Regions from separate parts of the Homo sapiens genome. Here region 2 is linked to region 1. A link is an interaction called in ENCODE POLR2A ChIA-PET data of the cell type or tissue named here. Cell type or tissue: GM12878. All regions are shown on one strand. Links, peaks and the distances in the headings refer to the core of each region. The heading gives the core; the rest is flanking DNA. Region 1 overlaps RASAL2 (RAS protein activator like 2). Region 2 overlaps RASAL2 (RAS protein activator like 2).

What was found. ChIA-PET counts read pairs that join two places held together with the same protein. Peaks named below come from ENCODE experiments on the same cell type or tissue, not always from the same donor. Only the 100,000 strongest peaks of a DNase experiment are listed, where the experiment ranks them.
Region 2: POLR2A ChIA-PET joins it to region 1 with 7 read pairs; 5 of 35 experiments call an interaction of 5 or more read pairs at or near these places.

Annotation. Positions count from the first base shown.
Region 1 is chr1:178,409,701-178,414,097 of GRCh38, reverse strand. The region is part of intron 4 of RASAL2 (RAS protein activator like 2); the gene reads right to left. It also overlaps the pseudogene RPS14P2. Among named protein-coding and RNA genes, the nearest start is that of CLEC20A, 85 kb to the left of the region's middle. In GM12878, for the core only: no CTCF peak of the experiment used is centred there; a DNase peak (open chromatin) is centred at 1,735; H3K4me3 peaks cover 603 bases; H3K27ac peaks cover 1,470 bases.
Region 2 is chr1:178,466,828-178,471,224 of GRCh38, reverse strand. RASAL2 (RAS protein activator like 2) reads right to left here. Exons shown (of 18, transcript NM_170692.4): 17 at 3,804-3,891. Among named protein-coding and RNA genes, the nearest start is that of CLEC20A, 28 kb to the left of the region's middle. In GM12878, for the core only: no CTCF peak of the experiment used is centred there; no DNase peak of the experiment used is centred there.

The DNA.
Region 1 (4,397 bases), core at 127-4,126:
TCAAGGAGCATCTGTGGTTGGAATCATACTGCAGCCTTTTTAGACTGGCTTGTTTCACTTAGTAATATGTACCTAAGGTTCCTCTGGGTCTGTTCTGTTTTTGTTTTTTCTGCAGTCTTTTTTTTCTTTGCTTTTCAGTCTTGCCACTTTCTACTGAGGTGTCCTCAAGCTCAGAAATTCTTTCCTCAATTGTGTCCTGTCTACTAATATGCCCATAAAAGGCATTCTTCATTTCTGCTACAGTGTTTTTGATTTCCAGCATTCCCTTTTGGTTCTTTTTTATAATTTCTATCTCTCTTCTTACATTGTCCATCTGTTCTTGCATGCTATCTGCTTTATCCATTAGAGCCCTTAGTACATTTATCATAATTGTTTTAAGTTTCCGATCTGATAATTTCAATATTTTCTGAGGCTGGTTCTGATGCTTGCTCTGAGGATGGTTCTGATGCTTGCCCTGTCTCTTTAAACTGTGTTTTCTGCCTTTTAGTATGTTCTGTAATTATTTTCTTGCTAGCTGGATATGCTAAATACTAGGTGAGAGGATATGCTAAAACTAGGTACCAGGTGAGAGGAACTGCAGTAAACCAGCCTTTAGTCATGTAGTAGTAAGGTGGGGGAAAACATTCTGAAGTCCTATTAGATCTCAGTCTTTTAATGAGTCTGTGTTTCTGGACTGTGAACTTCATAAGTGCTGCTCAGTGCCCCTCACCCCACCCACCCCACTTAGGTGGAAGGGGATGGCTAGAGAGTGCTGGAATTGGGTATTTCCCTTCCTTCTGATCAGTTAGGCTCTGATTAGTTTCTTCTGAGAGCAGACCTTGTTAAGAAAAACAGAACGGGCCAGGTGTGGTGGCTCATGCCTGTAATCCCAGCACTTTGGGAGGCTGAGGCAGGCGGATCACCTGAGGTCAGGAGTTTGAGACCAGCCTGGCCAACATGGCAAAACCCCATCTCTACAAAACATACAAAAATTAGCCGGAGATCGTGCCACTGCCCTCCAGCCTGGGAGACAGAGCAAGACTCTGAAGAAAAGACAGACAGACGGATGGACAGACGGAAGGAAGGAAGGAAGGAAAGAAAGAGAAAAGAAAGAAAGAAAGAGAAAGAAAGAAAAAGAAAGAAAGAAAGAAAGAAAAAGAAAGAGAAAGAAAGCTCTGATGCATTTCAAAATGCCTCCTTTCCCTTCTCCCTGCTGGAAAAATGAGGGGAATTTTCTCAGATATTCACTGTGAGAACCTGGTAGGACTCTAGGAGGTAAAATTTTTAAAAATTGTGGCCTCCCCATTAATGAATACCCCTACAGTTTTTATCTCTCAAACTTGGCCACACTAAGCCTCCAGCATTTCATAAATTACAGTTGAGGTTTTCCTATCTGAAAACAAGAAGTCTTGCATTTAAACTTTCGAGGGGATGGCATAATGTTATATTTACCTTAACATCAACCACAATGTTTAAACTTTAGTAAGTCCTTGATAAATACATACATGAAATCATGGCTGATTTAGGAACACAGATAAGGAAAAGGTTAAGATTGCACAGAGTGGGCAGTAATACTTCAGGGAGGTAGTGAAACCTTTCAAAATTTTGTGGTCACCTCCTTGATGTAAATGAAGCATAGTTTTAACCTGAGAAATGGTTTCTCTCACAGCTCTATTTAGTTGAAGTTTTTTCATTCTCCATTACCCAATATTCAGTGGTACCCAGGAAGAGGTAGCTGGACTTTACCTAGCTTACCATGACTGTTTCCAAATCAATAGTCCATAAAATCATGGTTTGGAGTAAATGCATATTTTTTAAGGTACATACCATCTTGATTTAGCATTCTTCATCTCTCTTTGCTGCTCTCATGTTTCAATCTCTCTTTCACTTTCCTTTATTCATTAAGAACTTTAGCCCCTAGCTTGTAATATTTTTCTGACTCTTAACACCATGCTAGAAAATAACCAAATAGTGATGTCTAGTACCCTAGCTTCATAATTCCTTGACTCCATTACTCAGTATCCTCCCCTTCAGCCACCTACTCTTTTTTTTTTTTTCACATGATGGCAATTTATTTTCAGAAAGTATTTTGAGGAGTCTTGTTCACAGACGGTGACCACAGCGACCCCACTTCCTGTGGGTGCCGTCAAGAGGGGATGGGGGGTGATGTCCTCAATCTGCCTGATCTTCATACTCAAGCGGGCAAGGGCTCTGAAGGCCGACTGGCCCCAGGTCCAGGGGTCTTGGTCCTATTTCCTCCTGTGGCCCAGAGTTTGACGTGTAGGGCAGTGATACCTGGCTCCTTGCACCTCTGGGCCACATCCTGGGCAGCCAAAAAAGCAGCACATGGCGAGGATTCATCTCGGTCTGCCTTCACCTTCATCCCACCAGTCACACGGCAGATGGTTTCTTTGCCAGAAAGATCAGTGACATGGACAAAAGTGTCACTGAAGGTTGCAAAGATATGGCAGACACCAAATACATTTCTCTCCTTCAGCCACCTGAAGTGTGCCATTTCTGCATGTCGTCTCTCCATCCACTCATTTTTTTAAATCAAATTTTTATTTTTATTCAATAGTTTTAGGGGAATAGGTCATGTCTGATTGCATGGAAAAGTTCTTTAGTGGTGATTTGTGAGATTTTGGGGCACCCATCACCTGAGCAGTGTAGACTGTACCCAATGTGTAGTCTTTTATCCCTCACCCATCTCCCACCCTTCCTCCCAAGTCCCCAGAGTCCATTATATCATTCTTATGCCTTTGTGTCCTCACAGCTTAGCTCCCACTTATAAGTGAGAACATACAATATTTGGTTTTCCATTCCTGAGTTATTTTACTAAGAATAATGGTCTCCAACTCCATCCAGGTTTCTGCGAATGCCATTATTTCGTTCCTTTTTGTTTGTGACTGAGTAGTATTCCATGGGGTGTGTGTGTGTGTGTGTGTGTGTGTGTACACACACACACACCACATTTTCTTTATTCACTCATTAGTTGATAGGCATTTAGACTGGTTCCACACTTTTGCAATTGCGAATTGTGCTACTATATACGTGTGCAAGTGTCTTTTTCATATGACTTCTTTTCCTCTGGGTAGATATCCAGTAGTGGGATTGCTGGATCAAATGGCAGTTCTACTTTTAGTTCTTTAAGGAATCTCTATACTGTTTTCCATAGTGGTTGTACTAGTTTACATTCTCATCAGCAGTGTAAAAGTGTTCCCTTTTCACCACATCCATGTCACCATCTGTTATTTTTTTATTTTTAATTATGGCCATTCTTGCAGGAGTAAGGTGGTTATCTCATTGTGGTTTTGATTTGCATTTCCCTGATAATTAGTGATGCTGAGCATTTTTTTGACGTTTCTTGGCCATTTGTATATCTTCTTTTGAGAACTGTGTATTCATTTCCTTTGCTCACTTTTTGACGGGATTATCTGTTTTTTTTTTCTTGATTTGTTTGAGTTCCTGGTAGATTCTGGATATTAGTCCTTTGGCAGATGCAGTTTGTGAACATTTTTCTCCCACCCTGTGGGTTGTCTGTTTATTGATTCTGATCTCTTTTGCTGTGCAGAAGCTTTTTAGTTTTATTAGGTTCCATCTATTTATCTTTACTTTTGTTGCATTTGCTTTTGGGTTCTTGATCACGAAGTCTTTGCCTAAGTCAATGTCTAGAAGAGTTTTTCCGATGTTATCTTCTAGAATTCTTATGGTTTCAGGTCTTAGATGTAAGTCTTTGATCCATCTTGAGTTGATTTTTGTATAAGGTGAGAGATGAGGACCCAGCTTCATTCTTCAACATTTCAGCCACCCACTCTTATATCTACACACTAGATCTTATCATCATTCAGAGATCCTCCATCTCAGACATCTTAAACAGTAATATTTTTTTCTCTGATTTCCTCCCTAATCACATGTCTTTCATATATCTCTTTCTCCACATTAATCTACTCTTCAACCTAACAGAAACCTTCACTTTCTGGACCACCTCATTTTCTCCCTGTCCCTTGTTTTTTCCTGCTCTCTTTTCCTTCTCCCTAGATTCCACAGCTAATCATCTGATGCTATTCAATTACCAACACCCTCCATTTTCTTAATGATTAGCTATCCAAAATAACAATTAAAACAATATTTAAGTCAATCTTCCTGGTGCCATGACGAAGCTCTTTAGGAAGACCACATAGCTGTACCGGATGAAACCACAACAAATTCACTGTTTTCAAGCTTGGCTTGGCTTCTACTATCCCTCCATCCTGGACCAACCATGTACTGAGTCTTCCCACATTATCCTCTTCTGAGAAACAACAAAGTACATGTCATGCCCAGTTGCCCATTGCCTGCTTCTGAGCAACTGCTTACATATTCAGGTCACTATGCTTTGTGCCATGCAATCTTTCTGCCCTGGATCCATATGACTGGTC
Region 2 (4,397 bases), core at 119-4,118, 57 kb before region 1:
TTGAACGATTAAAGAAAAGATATTTCAGAACTGGGATAAATTATAAGGCCTCATAAGGAAATTAGGATTCTCCAGGGTTCATCCAAAAATAAATAATTCATAAAAAATTTGATTTTTAAAGGGTCAAAAAGCCTAAGAATGACTGTAATTACTTACTGCCTAAAAAGGTAACAACTGAAGACAAACAGCCCCCCTACTAAACAGCTGAAAGTTTCCACATAAAGAAACTCCCTTTGTATTTCCCCCTATTGCCAACCTCTCAAAATAAAACAAAAAAGTTAAAAAAAATCAAATAGAGACTTATGAAAGTCAAGTTCAGTTGACAAAAGATGCTCGGACATTTCAATTCTGCCTGGATTGTAAGGGAAAGCAATCTAGTCCACACCTGACAGGAAGGATTCCCATGTGGGGAGTGGCAGGAGCTGGAATGTGTAGGAGGCCAGTGCACTGGGCCAGGGCTGGGAACTGCTCAGCTAGAGAACGGACGCGGGGTTTACTTGCCTGTTTGAATAATCTCATCTCCATTTATGACCTGTAATTTAACACAGCGGAGATATCACTTGCAACAGTAACTAGGCAGCTGCTTTTGCTTCTCATAGGAGGAAGCCCTTCTCTGTTCTCCACCTGAGTCACATAGAGAGATCCTGGGAGCCACAGTGTCTCCTCATGCTCAGGGGTGAAAGGTGGCACATTCTCTGGTCTGATATTTAAGAAATGGATCCTTATGATCACCACTAGGATCCCTATGGCCCCTAAGCTACAAGGTCCAGGATAGGTGCTTCTGCCACTCACCAAAGGAGTGCTCATCCTTTTGCAGTTCCTGTTAGAAAGTGGCTGATGCAGGCCTGTGCCTTGTAGCATGAAATGACTCAAAAAGAGGCAGAGGCTGAATTCAGGGACAAGATTTTCCTGGGAGCACAGGGCTGCTGAGAGACATGAAAACCAGTTTACTGGGCACCTGGCTGGTAGTGTTTTGGGAAGTGTTGACATAAGAGTCACTTCTCTGGGAAGCTTTCACCCCAAACACGTCTTCATTCTATTAAATGATGCCAGAAGGGCTGCTCTGCTCCATCATTCACTTAAGAGAGAAGATTTATCCTTACAAAAGAAAGGATCTGATACAAAAGTCATTCATTACAAAGAATGCCAAAGGATGTTTAAAGTCATTTGCTATAATAAGATTTTAATGTATCAGTAAGCCAACAGCTGGAATTAAGAAACCTTCCTTTTAAGGACACTATAATTTTTTAAAATTTAACTATAGTGTTTAGGATTTGTGCTATGCATGGTGCAGAGGTTTTCCAAATATAGTTTAGTGGATTCTCCCAACTATTCTTTAGGGATCCACAGTGGGTCTCTGGTAGAATAATTTATTATATAGTAATATTTGTGTTTGGGTAGGTAATTTATTATATTTAACCAATCCCAGTATGATTTGATTCATTAGTTGAGAGTGTGGTCCTTGCTGTTGAGTGGTCAGTGGAAGGAGCTGGATATTCATTTATGAAAGGTGCCTGGATTCTACCAAAATAGTCCAGAGAACCAAACCATTTCAAAACCACTGTCTTGAAGTATGGACTGAAAACATTAACTAGCTTAGCAGACCACCAGTCTGACAGTGACTTACGGTTTGAGGATAGCATTTCTCCCATTCCTACACATGACACCCTCCTGGTTAACTGAGAGAAAGTCCTTACTTTCCAGAGCATTTGAGTCCTAATAAATCAGATTCCCTCCCTGGCTTTTACCTCCTATGCCTAGCAGGTGACTTCTGCTTTATACCCAGTCACCTAGCCCTAATATAAAATTAGGGGGTGGGGTAGAAATCTTCAGGAGCTAATCATGAGGCTGTCCTGTCAGCCTGTGTACAGAACCACAACTGTGGCACACCCAAGCTCCCTCTGCTTAAGACTATTACATTTTTTTTCAAGACAGGGTCTCACTTTGTCGCTCAGGCTATAGTGCACTGGCGCAAATATGGCTCACCACAGCCTTGACCTCCTGGGCTCAAGCTATCCTCCCACCTCAGCCCCCCAAGCAGCTGGGACTACAGGCATGAGCCACCATGTCTGACTAATTTTTGCATTTTTTGTAGAGGTGGGTCTCACCATGTTACCCAGGCTGGTCTTGAAATCCTGAGCTCAAGCAATCCGCCTGCCTCAGCCTCCCAAAGTGCTGGGATTACAGGCATCAGCCACCTTGCCTGGCCAAGACTGATACTTTTAAACCAGCTGAAATTATTTAAAAAGTCTGTTTTATCTCTTAGTACTAACATCTCTCCTTGTGTGGTTATTAATAGAACTCTTCTTGCTTTATATTGTTATATTGAAATTTCCAAAGTGAAAACCTACTAACATTAGTTTTCCTGACTCAATTGCCTTATTTATCCAGGCTGTTTTTCTTAAGTCTCTGGGATGATTTTTTATAGTGTGAATAGTGAGATGGCCTAGTCTCCACTACCCTTACCTCACCTACCCTGGGGGCATCTAGAAAGATTTCTTTCAAAGGACCAAGTAAGATAATTACTACAGACCTTTCTTCTGATTCTCCGCATGTCTAAGTATCCAGAAACTATAGAGTTCAAGAATCCAAAATATTTTAAGGAGCAGTGCTGATTGCATCCTCACAACTCTCACCTGACTTCCAAGTCTAGTGTGTTTAAAGGAGTGTGAGGCCCATGAAGCATTCTTTCCACGACCGTGCTTTCAGCCTCACTCTCAATTTTGTTGAAAAATAAACCCATTCCACATGGACTCTGTAAGGAAACTAGACTGTTAAGTACATGTTTAAGAATACTGGGGGCTCTAAAATATGTTGATTACTAGCTGATACCTAGAGAAGGGAGGAGGCTATCTATGCATAAAATCCTTGCTCTCATTTTTTATTTCACAGCTTAGGGATATGATATGTCATTTAAGGTTGAAAAATGCAAACCTGGATCGGCTATCTTCAGGGAAGCAACACATTCAGTGGCTAGATCAGCCACTATCAAAACTATAAAAACTGTAACTGCTTTTTGTTATTTGTTTCACCCTAAGAAATACAACCATATTTTGCAATGATAAAATAAAAAGGAGTTAGAAACACTTCTTGCCTCCTGGATTTTGCTCTAATCATTGACATGTCCCTATGAGGTGCTCTTGGCAGCCTTTATGTCATTGGTGTCACAGGTGTGAGCTACAGTGAGCAGAAGCCTAGGTTCTGATTTCAACAACCTTTTCTTTTTTTAAAGTTTTATCAAAAGATGCTCTCTAAGCACAGCACCAACAAAGAAGAGCAGCCAAGCACATTCCAAGCAGCAATGCCAAACCCTAAACCAAAAGAACAACAAGGAAAGGTACCTTTTTACAACCTTGTCTTTCCCTGGCAATTCCATTACTGTCTGGGGCAAAAGGTTGATGGCAGTGGACGTGACTGACAAGACCATGAACAGCACAGCCAAGCAATGGTCAGTGGAGGTCACAAGCCAGGCACATGCAGTGCACTTTTCACAATTACGCCCTTAGAAAATGCCCTCCTTTCCATAGGGAAAGAAGCAAACCCCATCATGCACTAGGTTGAGATTTGTCAAGCAACTGCACTAAACACGCTAATACTTTGCTGAGTAAACAGACTTCTCACCAGTGAAAGAAAGGAAAATAATGGAGGTCACACAGACACTCATTTAATCTTCAAAATGTAGCGTCTAGAACTTTTCAATGACACATTTTTGGGTACCTGCCTTGGCATTTGCAAGGGTGTGAAGTCAGGAAATAATCGTTACTATAAACAAGTGCCTTCTATTAGATTCAAAGCCTGCTTACCTGTGCATCAATTATTTTCTGCTTTGCATCAATAACTGCTTGCATCTCAGCATGATCCTTCTTCAGTTCCTCTTCCACAGCCATTAGCCTAGAATGTGGCAGGAAGGAAATATCAACATCTTCAAAGAAAGGGCTAGCTAGTGTAGAGAACAGGAAAACTCAATATCCTCTGCCCTTTTTAATAAGACACCTGCAACCATCTTTTCTTTCTTCTCTACTACCTTGGAATAAGACATCTAAGGTTGATTTTTCTCCTTGTGCCTGGATCCCACACATTTTCATCTCCCTTGGAATAGTAACCCCATAATCATTTCCTCCCTCTTCTCTCTCAGATTCCTTCCTGAGCACAACTTATTTCATCTTAAAATATCAAATCAACCAACAAAAAACAAACAACCCTCTCTTAATCTCAAGTTACCCTAAACCTGGCCCACTTTCTCTTCCCTTGCACAGCTAAGTTTCCTCAATGAGTACTCTATACCTAGTATGTTTAGCTTGTTTTCTGTCCGCCATTCACATCTTAACTCATTGATGTTTAATTCTGCCAGTCTACCCAAACACCTCTCAGTAAGACTGTCAATTACCTCCACACTA